Linked DNA regions of Homo sapiens: regions 2 and 3 are each linked to region 1. Evidence: chromatin contacts called from ENCODE Hi-C or POLR2A ChIA-PET data. All regions are on one chromosome and are shown on one strand. The core of a region is the stretch at or near the end of the contact, and the rest is flanking DNA. Distances in the headings are between cores, read along the strand shown.

Region 1 (4,394 bases), core at 778-3,277:
GTGGGGCAGAAAGCAGGAACTAATCGATTTCACTTTGTTATAACACTGAACACCATGCATGAAGGGAGATAGCTATTTACACTATTTAATGCTTGGCTACAGTGTTCTATATTAAAAGACATGAAACAGATTTTTAAAGTTCAGTTTCATCAAAAGGGGTAGAGAACTACCATTTTCTCGAGTGTCAGGCACTGTGCCTGGCATTTTATATGCATTATTTAATCCTCAAAAGAACTCTGAGAGGTAAGCATGATTATTACCCCCATTTCTTTTCTTTTCTTTTTTTTTTTTTTTGAGACGGAGTCTCGCTGTGTTGCCCAGGCTGGAGTGCAGTGGCGCGATCTCGGCTCACTGTAACCTCCGCCTCTCGGGTTCACGTCATTCTCCTGCCTCAGCCTCCCGAGTAGCTGGGACTACAGGCGCGCACCACCACGCCCGGCTAATTTTTTTGTATTTTTAGTAGAGACGGGGTTTCACTGTGTTAGCCAGGATGGTCTCGATCTCCTGACCTCGTGATCTGCCCGCCTCGGCCTCCCAAAGTGCTGGGATTACAGGCGTGAGCCACCGCGCCCGGCCCGCCATTTCTTAAAGAAGGAAAACAGCTGAGAGAAGTTCGTCCAGTCAGGATGCACCAGAGCCATAATTTGAATACAGGTTTGCCTGGCTCCAAAATCACATTCCTTTCTTTCTGTTTAACTCTCTCTGCCCAGGATTTTCTTCATTTGTTTAAATCACCCTCCATCTTATTTCTCTTCGGTCTACACTAAGCAATACATCCTGCAATGAATTATTCTAGTCTTATTACTTCCTAAAATCAGGAGCCATAGATTAAAAACCTTAACAAAGGAAAGGCAAGAAAAGGTTCTTGCAATATTTCCACTATTTAAGAAACTCACTCATAAAACCTGAAATACAGACGTAGTGAACTTCTGTAATCATATCTTGCTTAACGGATGCTTAGCTTTTCTACGTTTAGATCACACCATAGCTGCTCCACAAACGTGTTTTTCTTCAAGGTATTGAGAGAACTGACTCTAAAACTTTCCCAAGCACTTGAAACATGTAGGACTACGCGATTTCTTTTGTTGTTTCCATTCCTGTCCAAAACCTCTTGAAAAACAGCAGGCTGAAAAAAGCTGTGCTCTAAGGAGCTAGTGAGGAACTCTGGATGCAAACGATTAGCCCCGAAGCCAGGGAAGTTGGCCGCCTAGCCTGCTACAACACACACCTTTCATCTCCGGCGAAAGGAAAGGTTTTCAAATGCTGCGGTGGGTAGGGGACAGGGATGGAGGAAGAGGCGGCGGGCAGGAGGTGGAAGATAAGTCCCAACCCCTAGAATGAACCCCAGAGTCTCTATATCCCGTAAATGGGCAACAAAATGGGAAGCTTGGCTGCCACCAGGACAGGAAAGCCCTGCTGGACAAGAGTGGCATCTTTTACTGAAAAAGTTGTGTGGAAGTATACGCTAAGCCAGCCTCGTAGTCTCCAGCGATGCAGGTCGTGGAACAACAAAGAAAACCCACCCAAGTAGCCCTTTCTCTGCATTTAAATGAGCAAATCTGGACATTTAAACTGAAACCTCACTCCAAGCCCCCAGGAGAAAAAAACCCACCTCCCCTCGCAACCAGGTTTTCCGGCGGCCGTCGCCTGGCGGCTTCCTGGGCACCGCGATGTGGAGTCCGGGCCAGCTCCCGCCCCGCCCCTCTGCAGCCCGGGCTTACCTCTCTGCGCGCCGCCCGCCGCGCCCGCTAGACCGCAGCGCCCCGCGACCAGCTGGACCAAGAGCAGCAGGCGGAGCGCGCGGGGCCCTGACCCCCGCGCCGCCATCGCCCCGCGCCCGCGCGGGACCGCGGGCAGCCGCCTCTCGACCGCCGCGCGGGGAACGCGAACTCTTGGGGAATGGAGCACTGAGTGTGAGTCGTGAGACAAAACGAGGGCAGACGCAGCAGAGGGGCCGCTCCGCGCCACAGCTCCCGCCGGGACAGCAGCCTCAGCCTAGCAGCTTCTGGCGGGCTCGGGACGCATGTGGAAGCTCCCGGCGCCTAGCCCCGCCCCTATTTCCCTCTGGCCCCGCCCAATCCTCGCCTTGTTCCTTTTGGCCCAGTCCGGTCTATTCATAGCCCCGCCTCCGATCCCCACCAACCCTTTCCCCACCCCGCCCCGCCTCTGGTCCAACCCTGTCTGCTCCTAGCTCCTCTTTTTCCACGCCTGGCCCAGCCCCATCGCCCTGGCCCCCGCCTCCAGGCCTTCCTTTGGGCAGGTGCGACCCTGGAGCAGAGTTCCAGGAAGGCAAAGACTTGAGGCTGGCATCGCAGGCGCGTCCTTCTCTAACCACCGGATGTCCTTGGCCTAGTCACTGCACACCTTAAGATAACAGCTATTCATTGATGTCTGCTCTGTGCTCAGCACCAAAAGGGGAAGCAGAGGGACAGATTGCTCCCAGCTGATAGAAAATGTAAATAAAGTAATTCCGAGTTGTGATCAGAAAGAAACAAGCTGGAGGCTGGGGCAGAATCACAGTGGTGGGGGACTTGCTCCAGGCTGCAGCGCTCTCCATGGGCCCCGCTGCCCACTCAAGTCTTTCTCACCAGGAAGTACCAGTCGCAGCTTGACTGCCTCCTGGGGCTGTCGTGTCAGCCAAGGGGTCCCCACCAGGAGACCTGTGTTGTGGACCAGCGAGACAACCCTGGGCAAGTCACTTTCCTCTCTGGGCCTGTTTCCTCGTCTGGAAGCGAGGAACCGAGGCAGATAAACTAGAGGACTCGGGAAGGTACAGCTCTGACACTCACTCAAGCCATCCCCGGAAATGATATGCAGTCGCCTCAAACGTGGGCATCGCCCTCCGTGTTGTCATCAATTAACATTTGTAAATATTAGTGACTATCTGCTACAGACACTTAGCACCTCTGGTGGAGATTGGTGCCGACTGCTGGAAACCCGTCTCAAATCCCTCCAGACCCTATATTTCATCCTCTCTGTCCATAATTAGAAAGCTTCATTTGGCTGAAGGGATTCAGGCGAATTATCTTTAAACTTCAGTGGCAGAGGGAGCCGCTGACTCTTCACAGAACGCTTTATGGAGGTGACACCTCTAAGACTCATTGTGAGCAAAAATTTCACTCCACCCTCCAGACTAGTAAATCTGTGAAAAACTAAACCTGGTTGCAAAGAATCTAAACAGCAAAATTCAGTGAAGATGCTCTTCTTAGGTCCAAATACAGCTGGAAAAATGTAAATTACATCCAATGGAGCCAATCTGTTTAAACAGGACTTAAACAAAGGGGCCACAGAAAAGGGATGCACAAGATGTTAACCAGATTAGTAATTAATTGCACTTCTGCACAGAAATGAAAGACAGTACCTATCATCCTTTCACTGCAAATTTACATTTTACTCTGAAGAATTTATGGGACTTACAGGCACTTATGCAATTCATCCTAACAGTGTTTGGATGACTTTAAAATGTTATTCTGCTTTTACAGCTAACTGATTTGAAACAGAGGAGTTGAATAACTGCTGAAGGTCACAGTACCTGTCAGTGGCAAAACTAGAATGAAATGGTTGTCAGTGCAGCCACTGCAAGTATAATTGGAACTCCTAGATGTTATATCAATAATCATGAGAATGATGGTTATTTACATAATCTATGAAAAACACTATTAATTGTTGCTATTAAGTGAAAGGCAAAGCGTGACATTTGTTGGGCATTTTAAAATCCAAACAAATAATCAGAATATAATGTCTACATCTTACATGGTTTTTCCAGGGGGATACGCCAATTACTCATGGTTGCTGGATATGGTGCTACACCTGACTCTGATAACAGGCATCTTCACACTGCTAGGAGACATTAGCTGACCAAATGACAATGAAAATTGCTGCTGTTGCTGCAGCCACCACCTACAAAGTTCCCCTAAAGTGGCATCTATCTACCAACTTTCTGAGACTTAGCCAAAGGGACTATTACACAGTTCTTGCATCCCAGACACCACCTTTTCCTCTGAAGATTGTGGAATTTTTATTACACTTTCCTGTCTTCATTTATCCTTCCTTCTCCCCTCTTCTGAATATCCAAACCCACGCTTTCTTCAAGGCTCATTTCAAATGCCACCTGCCTTCTCTTTATCTATTTCTCCATAATTATGTTCTCTACTAGATAGTGGATTTCTCAGCCTAGAGGCTATGTCTTTTTTTTTTTTTTTTTTTTTTTTTTTTCCTAGTAGAGACAGGGCTTTACTCTTGCCCAGGCTGGAGTGTGTAGCAGTGTGATGATAGCTCACTGTGGCCTCAACCTCCAGGGCTCAAACTCAAGCGATCCTCCCTCCCCTGCCTATCAAGTAGCTGGGATTACAGGGGTGCACCCCTACAACCAGCTAATTTTTTTAGTTTTGATT
Region 2 (4,394 bases), core at 870-3,369, 500 kb after region 1:
GTCCAGTATTGTGCTTGTGATATCACAGTGGCATTCCGTCTCCCTCTCCCACTGCCTCACACAGTCCTCATTGCAGGGGAGTCTCCATCCTATTTCCTGCTAACCAGAGGGTAAGCTCCCTAAGGACTGTGTGTATCCTCAGCTCCTGCAACAGTATCTGGCACAAAGGAGACATGCTATAAACTAGTGTTTGTGTTCCTGAAAAATTCGTATGTTGAAGTGCCAGCTCCCAGTGTGATGATATTTAGAGGTGGGGCCTTTGGGAGGTAATTAACTCATGAGGGTGGAGCCTTCACGAATGGGATTAGTGCCTTTATAAAAAGAGACCCTGGAGAGATGATCTCCCCTTCCACCTATGAGGATACAGCAAAAAGGCATTCCTTTGCAAACCAGGAAGAGGGCCCCCGCCAGGAACCAAATTGACCAGCACCTTGATTTTGGACATTCCAGCCTTCAGAACTGAGTAAATTTCTGTTGTTTAAGCCACTTAGTCTGTGGTGTTTTTGTTATAACAGCCTGAACCGACTAAGGTAAGGTGCCCAGGTAGACATTTGTTGCATGAATGAATAGAAAATGGTCACCCAGTAAGCACTGGTTTTGGTGTGAGCCCTGACCCTTTAGAAGTGATCAGCCAGAACTCCCAAATATACAGGTGTATTACATGCCATTCTTGCCTCATGTCATGGAGGTGGCAGCCATTCAGTGAATGCCCACTGAATTTAACAGACATCAGGAATCCAAAAGGGGGTTATGACTCACCCTTCCCCAGAGGAGAGAGCTTACAGTCAGTTCCATATTTTCGGGTCTCATATATTTCATGCCCATGGTCAGGACTCCAAGGACACTGTTATAGCAGAGGCAAACTTTTTATGTAAAGGGCCACATACTATTTTAGGTTTTGCGCACTCTGCCATATCTGTCACTATGCTGTTGTAGTACAGAAACAACCACAGAATGAGTATAGCTGTGTTTTAACTTTTAGTTATGGACTCTGAAATTTGGATTTCATATAATTTTCACATTTCGCAAAATATTCTTTTGATTTTTTTCAACCATTTAAAAATGTTAGCTGGGCACAGTGGCTCACTCCTGTAATCCCAGCACTTTGGGAGGCCGAAATGGGAGGATCACTTGATACCAATAGTTCGAGACCAGCCTAGGCAACAAAGTGAGACCCTATCCCTACAAAAATTAAAAAAAACTAGCCAGGTGTGGCTGGATGTGGTGGCTCACGCCTGTAATCCCAGCACTTTGGGAAGCCGAGGTGGGTGGATCACTTGAGGTCAGGAGTTTGAGACCAGCCTGACCAGCATGGTGAGACCCTGTCTCTACTAAAAATACAAAATTAGCTGGGTGTGGTGGCGGATGCCTGTAATCCCAGCTGCTTGGGAGGCTGAGGCAGGAGAATTGCTTGAACCCAGGAAACAGAGGTTGCAGCAAGCTGAGGTGGCGCCATTGCACTCCAGCCTGGGCGACAAGAGCGAAACTCTGTCTCAAAACAAAAAACAAACTAGCCAGGCATGATGGCACATGTCTTTAGTCCCAGCTACTTGGGAGGCTGAGGCAGGAGGACTGCTTGATCCCAGGAGGTGGACATTGCAGTGAGCTGTGTTTGCTCCACTGTACTCCAGCCTGGGTGACAGAGGGAGACCCTGTTTCAAAAAAATAAAATAGCAAAATAAAAATGTTAAAACTGCCCTTGCCTTGTAGATTGTACAGAAATAGGCAGAGACTGGAAATGACCGCAGGCTGTAGTTCACTGACTTGTGTTCTAGGAAGGCCTCAGGAGCTTCCCACTCATTCACTCACTGTGTGTGCTTAGGCACTGGGGATATGACTGGACAAGACAAACAGTCCCTGTCCTCCTGGAGCTTTCAGTAGGTGGGGGGGACAGACGTTAATAAAATATAACAAACACCAACCAGTGCTAGGAAGTTTGAAAGGAAAGATATGCAATGCATGTATAGTTCAGGATCTTGATCTGGTTTATGGTTGGTGGAGGGCTAGGAAAGACTTTCCTGAAGAAGCGACATTTGAGCTGAGACTCAAAGGATGAGTTGGTGTTGACTGGAGCGGGGGTGGGGGTGGAGAGGAGGAAGTCAAGTGTTGTAGGGAGAGGAAATGGCATAAGCAGAGGCCCTTAGGTGGGGGTGCTGGTTGCATGTGGGACTCAAGGAGTGCCTGGTGGCAACTAGGAGTGAAGGGGACATAGCCTTTGGAAGAGGCAGGCCTTGGGCCAGGGCAGGATTTTGGTCTTCATCTTAAGAGCTAGAGTCAGTAAAGAGTTTTAAGCAGGGTTTGACAAATAGGTTTTTGTTTTCTTTCTTCTGCTCCCAGATAGATTGTTTTAGGCCATTTGTGCTGCTGTGAAAAAATACCGTAGACAGGGTAGCTTATAAACAACAGAAATTTATTTCTCATAGTTCTGGAGGCTGGGAAGCCCAAGATGAAGGCACCAGCAGATTTGGTGTCTGGTGAGGGCTCACTCTGCTTTAGAGGTGGTGCCTTCTAGTGGTGTCCTCATAGCAGAAGGGGACAGACAAGTTCCTTCTGGGGCCTCCATCTATGTATGTTTGTATATATGTATGTATGTATCTATCTATCTAAATGTATTTTTCTCCTCAAATTCCTTTTACCACTCTGGCCTCTTTCATAAGGACCCTGATCTCATTCCAGAGGGCTCTGCCCTCATGACTTAAATCACTTCCCACAAGGCTTCCCTCTTAGTACTATCATCTTGGGGACTGGGTCTCAACACGTGAATTTTGCGGGGACACACGTTTGGACTGTGGCACTGATGGTTTGGTCATGCCTAGTATTTTTATGTAACTAAGTTAGAGGATTATCGTGTTGGGTACAAAGGGTTGATGTATTTATATGTTATGTACTGGCAAACAGATTTAAAAGTAGATAAATGCAAAGCTGAACCTATCTTGAGCAGTTGCTTCTTAATTTTGTTTCTGAGTGGTGGGTGTTGTGATGGGTGAAGCTCGCTTTGGCAGGTGTGTGTGTGGCTAGGGCCGGCCCGCCCTGGTGGACTTCCTTTCCTGAAGCATTCCTAATGGCCCCCGGCATTGACTTCTCTCCTGCTGCACTTGCTTTGCTCATATGCACATTACCAGTTTCCTTCCTCTGTGGAGATGACGATTTCTTGAGAAATGGAAGGAGTATTCAGATGTACCAGCTCCCACCTCACGTCTGAGGGGGGTGGACCAGTCTCCTCGATCAGTTGCTTTTACCTTTGAGCCACTGGGGTGCAGACTTCCCACCTCCAGTCAGAACAAAATACAAACAGTAACACCCCCTTCCTCTAAAGAAAGAAAAAGACCCCCACCATTGTAGAAGTGACTGTCAGTTTGGGAGAGGGAGAGGCATTTTCATTAGCAATTTTCGGTTCTGGTATTTATGTAGTGGGATCTTAATGACATGTGATCGGGTGTTCACCCATATCCTGTCAGGCCAGCCCTCAGCTGGGTTTTGTTTGCTTTCACAGAGTGAATGCAATGTGGAAATGGTAAACTGGGTAGTGGTGACTAGTTAGTGGCTTGTAACTAGTGTTCTGTGAAGTACTTTGCCTGGAGTGCTCAGTTCAGTAAACATCTTGGCATTCAGATATGTGAGGCCATGTGAGGGGCAAGAAGCTGAGAGGATCCCTGGGGAGACTGTGGCTTTCGTGATTGTCCAGCAGGCAGTAGCTCACCAGCCAGCACAGGAGGCCCTCAGTCGGCTACAGATTCAGGATGGTTTTGCTCCTGGTCTAGTCTTTGAGTGTCTGCTGTTGTGTCCTACCAGAGCATCACCTCCTAGGATATTTTGTCAGTGTATTTCACTACTGTGCCTTTCATACTTAGAGGATCCCAGCACCTGTTAGATGCTTGTTGGCTAAATGCATGCTTTAAGCCCTCATATCCTCTGTGTGTGTGTGTGTGTGTGTGTGTGTGTGTGTGTGTGGGTGTGGTGTGTGTGCTTTCATTTCATGGTGAAACGGACGTTTGTAGTGTCCATTTACTCAGCAAATATTTTTGAGCATCTATCATATTCTAAGCACTATGCTGCTTGCTGCAAATACAGCAGTGAAAATTTTCCATTGATTTAAGAAACTGTAGTGTTAACTTTAAAAATAGCTTAGCATCTGATATAATCAAAGAATTGTAAGAGTTTTGAAAAAAACATTGAAGAGGCCCATGTTTGTCTGTAGTATTCAGCACTGAGATAAATATCACATGTCTGCAAGTTTTTTGATTCTGAGAAGTCTGGCACTTCTCCATAGTAAAGGAAGGGGAGGGGGCATCCATATGTAAAATACTAATCTGGATATGGCCCAGGGCCAGAAATCTGTGATTTGTGTAATAATTTTGGTGAACACTGCAGAATTGGAGAGTTCTGTATAACTG
Region 3 (4,394 bases), core at 1,890-4,389, 400 kb after region 1:
GTAGTGGGCATTTAACTCACAGGACTGTGCACAGCGGGCATGCGAGTGACCATTAGTGCCCTGGAATAAACAAAGGTGCAGGATGGGGTCAAGTGGCGCATTCTCATAAAAGCAGCCAGCTCTACGTTAGCCTGTCGCCACCAGACCACCCCACTTCCATTCTGAATACGGGAAGCAGCCATTCTCAGTAGCAAGCTGAGCCAAAATGACCGAAGGCATCTGAACAGGAAACAGGTAGAGAAAGCAAACATCTCAGTTTTGGAATTCTTTATTACTTTGAACCCAAGAGCCACTGATAACTGGCACAATCCAATGAAACAGAGGAAGCAGCAGCTTAAACAAAGGAAAATACATTTAAGATTATAAGTCTGGGGGGGCGGTTACAAGCTTAAAAAGTGACCCAGACAGGGATATCATTGCTAAAAAAAAAAAAATCCCCTTGTGACCTGGGTACATTTTGCAAAGCCACAGGTTTGCAATGTTACACAAGGGCCAAAGGAGGCCATGAGTTGTCTTTGGTTGTGGGGACAGAGGGTAACTGTTCATGAAAATAGTGAGTGTCTGAAGATTAAGAAAATCATGCTGCAGCAGAGGAGAAGGGAGAGGAAGACAGGAAGGGAAAGGAGATGCCTGAGGGTCAAAAGCTGAGCCCAAGCCTAAGCCCAAGCTCAAGCTCAAGCCCCAGCATGGCATAATTTTGTGAATTAACTCAGGCTGAGTTGCCTCCAGTCTTTGGAATGTCATCTTATACTGGTACTGCTGAGGCAGAGGGCAGTAATTGGTGCTTTGGGATAGGAGAAGGGGCAGTTGCTGAAATACAAAATTAATAGCATCCCAAGTTCCTCAATTGCAGCCAAAATACATGTGTTCGGGCCTTTCGGCAGTATCGCCCCCAGAACTACCTGCTGTAGTGTGGTCCATTCCCAGACAGCAACATGCAAGAATAAGTTTACAATACACTCAGCCCTTCTGGCTTCAGATCAGGGGCTCAGAGGCTGTGACAACTCATGATGCTGAAAATGTATCCAGTGAAAATGAAGTACTAGCTCTCTGCTTCATTAAAAGCTCTTGGAAAGAATATTAAATCTCAAGACAACAAAATAATTGAACACACAATACATTTGTGTCTTTGTATCCAATATATTACCTTTGTCTTATTAACAAAAATTATATCTCTCATTATATATTTCTTGGATCTGAAGTTTTTATTCACACTCAGTAATTTCTGTAAAGGACAAATCTGTCTCTATTTTCCATATCATTTAGAAATATACCACATTCACTCTTTTTGATGTGAACTTTCCCAGGAAAATTCTCTTGTGCCCATTTAGTTTTAGAAGAGTGTCATTTTGTGCTATTATGTCAATATCCTGTTTTATTTCCATTATGTTTTTCAAAAACCGAAGAAAATAAGGTTTTTCTTAAAAAGTTAGACATTTTCTCTTGTTAATTCTGTATCCTGTTATTTACAGCTGAAGAGAAACTATTTTAACTTAAGTGTAAAATGGTTTAGAATAGCAAATGATACAGTCCACTCAGAGTTTACAAAAAAAACATTTACCAGGTAGACACTTAATAAATAAAACAAGCACTTGGAAAAAGTTCTTTGAAAACAGACCTAGGGACATCCACCTGCATCTTTTGCACAGATTTTGTTAAGAAAAGGCCAGATCTAAAAATGTACTGTCAAGAAACAAGCAAACCAATGCATACATACGTAGGTATTCTAAACAGAGGTTCATGTGGTGTCCATTTAGAGTGACTGATGTAAATGCCAGTTGTAGAAGTGTTAATCTAAATCTTTTACTCGGCGACAGATTTCCTCTGTGAAGTCTGAGCATTTTGCATTGCCTCCCAAATCTTTTGTCAAGCTCTGAGAAAAGGAAAAAGCAAAAATAAAAGATGTATCCGCAAACTAAACTAAACCAAGGAGATTTTAAAGCCCTCAGTGAGATGCCACCTGGGCAAGTTACTCGGCTGCTCTTTCATTTAGTTCCTCATTTCAAAGTGAGGAACCACTCCACCACCATCTACCCAGCCCAGGAGGATCGGGATCCAATCTCATAGTGTATACAACAGCACTCTGCAAAGAATAAGGTGCTCTTGATGCAAAGGGAGGCAGGGAGCTTTACCAAAATTTTCCCTTTGTTCACACAATAGACCCTAACCCAGATTAGTTGGTCATGGATATTTAAATAAAAGCGAATCTAAATAAGAAGTTTCATAAAAATCCTTGGGAAATATGTCTCAGGAATAGACCTGAGACATATTTTGATCTATTTTTGTTTTTATTATTATTTTTTTTTTAGATGGAGTCTCACTCTGTTGCCCAGGCTGGAGTGCAGTGGCACGATCCCAGCTCACCACAACCTCTGCCTCCTGGGTTCAAGCGATTCTCCTGCCTCAGCGTCCTGAATAGCTGGAATTACAAGTGCATGCCACCATACCCAACTAATTTTTGTATCTGATCTATTTTTGGAGGCTGGGACACAAATACGAAAGAAATATTTAAATCATTAACTCTTTTTTTTTTTTTTAAGAGACGGGGTCTCACTATGTGGCCCAGGCTGGTCTTGAACTCAGAGGCTAAGGTGATCCTCCTGCCTCAGCCTATAGCTGCAACTACAGGCATGCACCACCACACCTGCCTAAATCATTAACTCTTAAACCTCCCTCTTTAGGAAAGAAAGCCTCCCATACAACTGATCTGTTCTACCAGCTTATCCTTTCTTTCCTGCATACAGACCCCAATATATTTAATTCTCTTTATCTTTCCATCCTACACAATAAAAGGGCCCACTATGTAATTCAGGCACCTCTCTACTGGGCTGTAGATTATAACTTCCCAAATATAACTTTAAAGAATAAGAAAATCATATGACCTCCAATGTGACTATCAGGCTGTTAAAAACAAGCCTGAATTTCTTGTATTTTGGCCACACGATATAATTTCAAATTACAGAATTTTTTTAAAAGAAGGGACCAACTTTGAAGATATTACGCTAAGTGAAATAAGCCAGACTCAAAGGACAAATACTGTATGATTCCACTTACATGAGGTACCTAGAGTAGTCAAATTCATAGAGACAGGAAGCAGAATGGCAGGTGTCAGAGGATGGGAGGGGGAAGGGAAAGTTACTGTTTAACGGGTGCAGAGTCTCAGTTTGAGAAAATGAAACTGGTCTGGAGATGACTGATGGTGATGGTTACATTACAATGTGAATGTACTTAACATTATTGAACTGTATACCTAAATACGGCTAAAATGGCAAATTTTATGTTATGCATATTTTTCACAATTTTTGTTAAAAAGGACCTCAAATTAGGGATGAGTCTTCAAGTGCATTATTTCCTCTAACTTCGGAATAGCCCGCGACACTTCTTCCACAGGCCACAATTGCTTACCGAGGCGGTGGAGCTTGTTGGGTAAGGCCCAGACTGCGTGTTAATACCAACTTGGGTCATTTAGGAGCTGTAAAACCTTGGACATATTATTTATTCTCTCTGTACCTCAGTTTCCTCATCTATAAAATGGAATTATAGCATCTACTTCAAAGAGTTATAGAAAAACTTTGCTGAGATGATATATAAAGAACTTAAAAGTTGCATAAGTATTCAATTAATATTAGTTATTACTTTTATAAAACTTCTGTATTGCTTTTGTATTATAGATGCACACAGTGTAACATATAAGACTATTGTATTAGAGGTACATCTGCATCTGTATCTGCCACTAGATTCCCAGCTCCTTGAGGCTCAGCATCTTACCCTATTCATCATTTTACTCTTCACACCTTATAAGGTACACTCAACAGACGTTTGTTGTGAAGAGTAAAAAGTTGTCTATAAAAATCAATGAACTTGGCCGGGTGTGGTGGCTCATGCCTGTAATCCCAGCACTTTGGGAGGCTGGGGCGGGAGGATCACTTGAGCTCAGGAGTTCGAGACCAACCTGGCCAGCATGGTGAAACCCCATCTCTACTAAAAATACAAAAATTAGCTGGGTGTGGTGGCACACGCCTGTAATCCCAGCTACTAGGGAGGCTGAGGCAGGAGAACTGCTTGAACCCGGGAGGTGCAGGTTGCAGTGAGCCAAGATTATGACACTGCACCCCAGCCTGGGTGACAGAGCAAGACTCTGTCTCAAAAAAAATCAATGAACTTGGCCAAGGTCACACAGCTAACAATAGGATAATTGGGCGTGCACCTGATGCTGCCTCCCAAACCACTGACCTTTCCACTGTACACTGATGTCTATACATCAGTGCTGCTTAACTTTTTTTGGATGAAATATCTAGATCCTCACCTCAGAAAATGCACACATGTGCACACATACCCTGTTCAATCTGGGACCCACGTTAAGAATCCTTGTTCAACATCAAATGCTTGGGCCC

The links. A loop is a pair of places that touch in the nucleus more often than their neighbours do. ChIA-PET counts read pairs that join two places held with the same protein, here RNA polymerase II (POLR2A). Pooled maps may share reads with other maps.
Region 2: a loop to region 1 is called in a map with no recorded cell type, with 3 times the contacts of the local background. The contact joins the enhancer-like site here to the promoter of CHRNA5 in region 1. A Hi-C loop is called at or near these places in 1 of 37 single-sample maps with no recorded cell type and 3 of 50 pooled maps. POLR2A ChIA-PET finds 5 or more read pairs at or near these places in 3 of 52 experiments (HEK293, activated CD4-positive, alpha-beta T cell and activated T-cell).
Region 3: a loop to region 1 is called in a pooled map, with 2.6 times the contacts of the local background. The contact joins the enhancer-like site here to the promoter of CHRNA5 in region 1. A Hi-C loop is called at or near these places in 2 of 50 pooled maps. POLR2A ChIA-PET finds 5 or more read pairs at or near these places in 2 of 52 experiments (WTC11 and activated T-cell).

The regions. Positions count from the first base shown.
Region 1 is chr15:78,563,153-78,567,546 of GRCh38, reverse strand. CHRNA5 (cholinergic receptor nicotinic alpha 5 subunit) reads right to left here and starts at 2,027. Exons shown (of 6, transcript NM_000745.4): 1 at 1,722-2,027. The coding sequence starts at 1,827. RefSeq lists a silencer at 1,740-1,829 and an enhancer at 2,640-2,829.
Region 2 is chr15:78,067,941-78,072,334 of GRCh38, reverse strand. The region is part of intron 1 of TBC1D2B (TBC1 domain family member 2B); the gene reads left to right. Among named protein-coding and RNA genes, the nearest start is that of TBC1D2B, 7.6 kb to the left of the region's middle. RefSeq lists enhancers at 3,188-3,237, 3,268-3,347. Within about 2 kb of position 2,119, at least 19 of the 41 ENCODE cell types and tissues checked have a DNase peak (open chromatin) inside an H3K27ac peak, as active enhancers do.
Region 3 is chr15:78,166,401-78,170,794 of GRCh38, reverse strand. IDH3A (isocitrate dehydrogenase (NAD(+)) 3 catalytic subunit alpha) reads right to left here. Exons shown (of 11, transcript NM_005530.3): 11 at 1-1,873. The coding sequence ends at 1,790. ACSBG1 (acyl-CoA synthetase bubblegum family member 1) reads left to right here. Exons shown (of 14, transcript NM_015162.5): 14 at 1-3,327. Among named protein-coding and RNA genes, the nearest start is that of IDH3A, 19 kb to the right of the region's middle. RefSeq lists an enhancer at 2,964-3,263. Within about 2 kb of position 3,139, at least 3 of the 41 ENCODE cell types and tissues checked have a DNase peak (open chromatin) inside an H3K27ac peak, as active enhancers do.